Linked DNA regions of Homo sapiens: region 2 is linked to region 1. A link is a contact called in ENCODE Hi-C or POLR2A ChIA-PET data. All regions are on one chromosome and are shown on one strand. Each heading gives the region's core, a stretch centred on a gene start or an enhancer-like site at or near the end of the contact. The rest is flanking DNA. Distances are from core to core; before and after follow the strand shown.

Evidence for each region. A loop is a pair of places that touch in the nucleus more often than their neighbours do. ChIA-PET counts read pairs that join two places held with the same protein, here RNA polymerase II (POLR2A). Pooled maps may share reads with other maps.
Region 2: a loop to region 1 is called in a pooled map, with 2.3 times the contacts of the local background. The contact joins the enhancer-like site here to the promoter of KDELR1 in region 1. A Hi-C loop is called at or near these places in 3 of 50 pooled maps. POLR2A ChIA-PET finds 5 or more read pairs at or near these places in 3 of 52 experiments (H1, Panc1 and RWPE1).

The regions. Positions count from the first base shown.
Region 1 is chr19:48,390,105-48,392,895 of GRCh38, forward strand. KDELR1 (KDEL endoplasmic reticulum protein retention receptor 1) reads right to left here and starts at 1,447. Exons shown (of 5, transcript NM_006801.3): 1 at 1,164-1,447; 2 at 320-420. The coding sequence starts at 1,254. RefSeq lists an enhancer at 274-413 and a silencer at 1,284-1,603.
Region 2 is chr19:48,289,978-48,292,768 of GRCh38, forward strand. No RefSeq gene overlaps it. Among named protein-coding and RNA genes, the nearest start is that of ZNF114-AS1, 20 kb to the left of the region's middle. RefSeq lists enhancers at 1,160-1,209, 1,230-1,279, 1,397-2,045. Within about 2 kb of position 1,399, at least 3 of the 41 ENCODE cell types and tissues checked have a DNase peak (open chromatin) inside an H3K27ac peak, as active enhancers do.

The DNA of each region.
Region 1 (2,791 bases), core at 197-2,696:
CAGGCCCAGCCCCTCCTCCCTCAGACCCAGGAGTCCAGGCCCCAGTCCCTTCCTCCCTCAGACCCAAAAGTCCAGGCCCCCGGCCCCTCCTCCCTCAGACCCAGGAGTCCAGACCCCCAACCCCTCCTCCCTCAGACCCAGGAGTCCAGGCCTCAGTCCCTTCTTCCCTCAGACCCAAGAGTCCAGGCCCCCGGCCCCTCCTCCCTCAGACCCAGGAGTCCAGGCCCCCAGCCCCTCCTCCCTCAGACCTAGGAGTCTGGGACCCACACCCGGCTCCTCTGCCTCAGTGGGGGCCAGAGAGGTGGGGTGGAGCCTCTACCTTCATACACGTGTTGTAGAGTGAGATGTAGTTGGTGAAGAGGTCCAGATATCGGGCAGTGAACACCACAGCAAACAGGACCTGGCTCTTCCCTGAAATTCCTGTGGTCCAGAGACAGAGAAAGAGAGAGAGAGAGAGACAGAGAGAGAGAGAGAGACAGACAGACAGACAGACAGACAGAAGGAGAGAGGAAGCTGGGGGTGGGCTGCATGGGCAATAAACTAAGGCAGGGCGCCCGGGACCAGCCTGGAGGCAGCTCTGGAGTGCAGCTGTCCCCGGAGGCCTCCCCAGCCCGCCCCGCCTGAGCAGGGCCCTTTCCCACGGACCACAGCCAGGGGGCAGCCCAGGCCCCCGAAGCTACTCCAGCCCGAGGCTCCGTCCCAGACTAGGCCTCATGGCTACCCCTGGCCCCTCAGGGTCCTCCCGCAGTCTGGACCTGAGGTGAGGCCTAGGGAGGACCTTCCCTGACCTCAGGCCCCGGATCCGGTCACCTCCCTCCCGTTCCCTTCCTGGCCGCCACGGTCCACGTCACCAACTCACAGCCACCTCCCCGCCTGCCATGGTTCCCTGTTCCCGGTCCATGAACCCTCGGGCTGCCCAGATTGGGGCTGGGGGTGGCTGAATTGGGGGCCTAAAGCCATTCACATGAAACTGTATGCACCCCCGCCAGTCTGGGGAAGGGAGCTGATCCCCTGGAGACCCAGAACCTAGAAGAGAGATCCCCAGCAAGCAGTGGGGGTGGAACCTGTGCCCCTAGTGCCCCCAAACCCTTCCTGAGTCCTGCGACGTCCCCCAACCCCCGCCCGCAATCTCTCTCCTTCGCCAGCCCTGGTGGGCCTCTCACCGGCGCACGAGCGGGACTTCCAGATTTTGAGCAGTAGCAAGATGATGGCGAGGAGGTGGGAGAGGTCTCCCAGGAATCGGAAGAGATTCATGGCTGGGGAACCCTGGCAGGGCTGAGCGGGAGGGAGGCAGGCTGGCGGGGGGGTGCCCCCCGAGGCTGCTGGTCTGAACGGGTAGCTGGGCTGGGGGGACGGAAGAGGGACCCTAGGTGCGCTCCGCTCCGGGGAGGGGACTTTGGGAGGGGGAGCAAAGGCTGGAGCTGGCGGCGGAGCTGGAGCCGGGAAGAGGGAGGAGAGCGAGAGGGGGAGGAGTCCGGGAGGAGAGGCTCCGCCCCCGAGGGCGGGGCCTGGATCCCCGGCGCCCCCTATCGCCCACCTCCTGCTTTGCCGTGGCGGCGCTAAACGCACCCCCAAAGCTGCCCCATAGGAACTTGGGAGGGTCGCAGGGTTCGGAAAGTGCCAAATCCAGCACCGGTTCGCCCAGGCAGTCTGTGTCTCTGGAAGAGACGCAGTCCAGTACACCAGCCTCAGCCCTTGCAGGGATGTAGAGACTGCCCTCTGAGCTTGAAAAATCCTGCAGGGACCCGGAGGCTCAGCTGCTAGCTTTTGCAGCTTTCAGGCACTCTAACTCCAATCCCCCAGAAGACAAGAAAGATACCCCACCTACTTCCTCCCCTAGACCCAGGACTCAAGGCCCCAGCCCGTTCGTCAAACCCAGAAGTCTGGGTCCCCAGCCCCTCCTCCCTCAGACCCAGGAGTCCAGACCCCCAGCCTCTCCTCCCTCAGACCCAGAAGTCCAGACCCCCAGCCCCTCCTCCCTCAGATCCAGGAGTCCAGGCCCAGCTCCTCCTCGCTCAGACCCAGGAGTCCAGGCCCCCAGCCTCCTCCCTCAGACCCAGGAGTCCAGGCCCCCAGCCTCCTCCCTCAGACCCAGGACTCCAGGCCCCCAGACCCTCCTCCCCCAGATCCAGGAGTCCAGGCCCCCAGCCCTTCCTCCCTCAGACCCAGGAGTCCAGACCCCCAGCACCTCCTCCCTCAGACCCAGGAGTCCAGATCCCCAGCCCCTCCTCCCTCAGACCCAGGGGTCCAGGGCCCCAGCCCCTCCTCCCTCAGACCCAGGGGTCCAGGGCCCCAGCCCCTCCTCCCTCAGACCCAGGGGTCCAGGGCCCCAGCCCCTCCTCCCTCAGACCCAGGAGTTCAGGGCCCCAGCCCTTTTCCCTCCTAGGACGCTGTTCCTTGGAACTTAGGGTCCCACCCCCACCATCTTATGGATCAAACATCCTAACCTTAAGAATCTAGATCTACAGTTTCTCCCTTTACGACCCACAGATTTAGGCCCTGATTCTCTTCTTTTTCAGGAATGTGCACCTCACCCTGTTCTCCCAGACCTTGAGGATGAAGGAAACAGGAGCCTCACCCAGGAGGCTCAAGGCCAAAACTCTGACCCAAACTACCTCAGGAGCCCCTGGCCCTGGCTTCCCCCCTGCTCCAGAGTTTCTGCCCTGCCCACACACACACACCCTCTTCCACCCTCAGAGGCCCCGGTGTCCTGCCCCACGCTCTACCCCAGAGCCCCACGGGTGGCTTTATAAAAGTGCCGGGCCCAGCCCTCTAGCAGGAGGGGAATGCT
Region 2 (2,791 bases), core at 149-2,648, 100 kb before region 1:
TCTGTCTCAAAAAAAAAAAAAATAGGCCGGGCGCGGTGGCTCATGCCTGTAATCCCAGCACTTTGGGAGGCCGGGGTGGGTGGATCACTTGAGGTCAGGAGTTCGGGACCAGCCTGGCCAACATGGCGAAACCCCATCTCTACTAAAAATACAAAACTTAGCCAGGCATGGTGCAGACATCTGTAATCCCAGCTACTTGGGAGGCTGAGGCAGGAGAATCACTTGAACAAGGGAGGCAGCGGTTGCAGTGAGCTGAGACTGCGCCACTGCACTCCCGTCTGGGCGACGGAGCGAGATTTCGTCTCCAAAAAAAAAGGAAAAGAAAAGAGAAACGCCACTGGTAAGAGCAGAGGTCCTCCTAGGCGCGCATTCTGCATGGCCCCAGCACTGTTAAGTTCAGCTTTCAGTGTTTGGGGAAGACCTGCAGGTCAGGGACCCCCACTGTGGCTGAGGGGGCTCAAGCTTGGCCCTTTCTCCCGGACCCCTGCTGCCTGCGTTTCCCAGCAATCTGCTGCTTTATCCTAGAATCTGGGTGACTCATGGCCCTCCCCATCCTGGAAGGAATGAAGAGGAGGAGGGGAGGCTGCTATGCCAGGACAGTCCCAGACCTTGCCAAGGGGCCTGGGTCCACTCCCACCCCCAGGGAGCGCTGTGCGGAGGAAAAGGACCATGGCTGAAATCAGAATCCCTGGATTCAACCGGGGGTGGAGGGGGCCGGGGCGGGAGGGGGGAAACATCTGTAGCTGAGGGAACACCCCTCCCGCCTCCAGTCGCTGAGGCTGAACTTAGCCGACTTTGGGGATTCCCCACCCTCTACCCCCAACTGGTCCTCAATTCTCACAGATGTAAACTGAGAATTTTCAACAATCGTTTTGGCAAACATACGCCAGGCCCCCTTCTGAGCGCTTTGCACCTATTAACTCATGCAACGCCTGCAACGCTATGAAGTGGCTGCTGTTATCACTACCATTTTACAGTGGGGGGAACTGAGGCACAGCGAGGCCAAGCACGATGCCCAAGATCACACAGCCAGCAGGTGGCCGGGAGGGGCTCGACCCCGTGCTGTCAGGCACCAGAGACTCGGCTCTTCAGCCCCAGGCCAGAGCCTCCCTGCACTGACGGGGTCGCGAATTCGGGCAGGAGGGTTCGTGTGTGTCCTCACCTCTGGGACGCGAGCTCCGGGGACGGGGGACCTCGTCTGGCGTGGGAGGCATTTAGTGAGCGCCGTGGACTGAAGCCGGGACGGTCTTAGGAGAACCACTTCCCTTCTTGGCCGCCTGAAACCCCCTACAGGGTTCTGCTTCTGGAACTGCATTCGAGGTCAGAGTTTCTAGTACGAGTAAAGCGGATCCTCGGGAAGAGACCCGACCAGAAGGAAATCGCCGTCTTGGAAGATCTAAGTCCGGGATGGAACAAAACCCACTCCGGGCGGGGGGAGCGCGCCACCTGGCGGCGGATCCTGCTAAGGCAGCGCCGCCCGGAGACCAGAAACGTTGGATTTGGGCAGTGGGCCGAGGTGGTTGGAATTGGCGAATGGGCAGTTGTCTGAAAATCATTGTGTGAAACTAAGGACTGTCTACCAGTGGCTTCCAAAATTCTGACGCACAGTAAGAAATCATTTTGCGTCAGCATTTTTTTTTTTTTTTTTTTGAGACAAGGTCTTGCTCTGTTGCCCAGGTTGGAATGCAGTGGCACGATCTCGGCTCACTGCAAACTCCACTTCCAGGGTTCAAGCGATTCTCCTGCCTCAGCCTCCTGAGTAGCTGAGATTACAGGCGCCCGTCACCGCGCCTGGCTAATTTTTTATTTTTAGTAGAGATGGGGTTTTACAATGTTAGCCAGGCTGGTCTCGAATTCCTGGCCTCAAGTGATCTGCCCGCCTCGGCCTCCCAAAGTGCTGGGATTGCAGGCATGAGCCACCGTGCCTGGCCGCATCAGCATACTTTTACAAAAGAATACCACCCTCTATAGCCAACAACAATGGATTGTATACTTCAAAATAGCTAGAACATTTTGCATGTTTCACCGCAAAGAAATGGCAAGCATCTGGGATGATGGATTTGCTAATAACCTTGATTTGATCACTGCACAATTTATATATGTATCAAAACATCACGCCGCATCCTATAAATATGTACAATTAAAAACAAAATTTAGGCCGGCTGCAGTGGCTCATGCCTGTAATCCCAGCACTTTGGGAGGCCGAGGTGGGTGGATCACCAGGTCAGGAGTCCCAGACCAGTCTGGCCAAGATGGTGAAACCCCATCTCTACTTAAAAAAAAAAAAAAAAAAAAATTTGCTAGGTATGGTGGCGGGCACCTGTAATCCCAGCTACTAGGGAGGCTGAGGCAAAGAACTACTTTAACCCGGGAGGCAGAGGTTACAGTGAGCCGAGATCGCGCCACTGCACTCCAGCCTGGGTGACAGGGCGAGACTCCGTCTCAAAAAAAAGAAAATTTTAGTTTTAAAAATACCACCCTGTATTACACGGCCCTGTATTACACGATGCTTTATATTCCACTCTATTCCTTTTTTTTTTTTGAGACAGAGTGTCACTCTATCACCCAGGCATGATCTCGGCTCACTGCAACCTCTGTCCCCCAGGTTCAAGCAATCCTCCTGCCTCAGCCTCCCTCAGCCTCCTGAGTAGCTGGGATTACAGGCTCCCGCCATCATGCCCAGCTAATTTTTGCATTTTTAGTAAAGACGGGGTTTCACCATGTTGGCCAGGCTGGTCTCGAACTCCTGTCCTCAGGTGATCCGCCTGCCTCAGCCCCCCAAGGTGCTGTG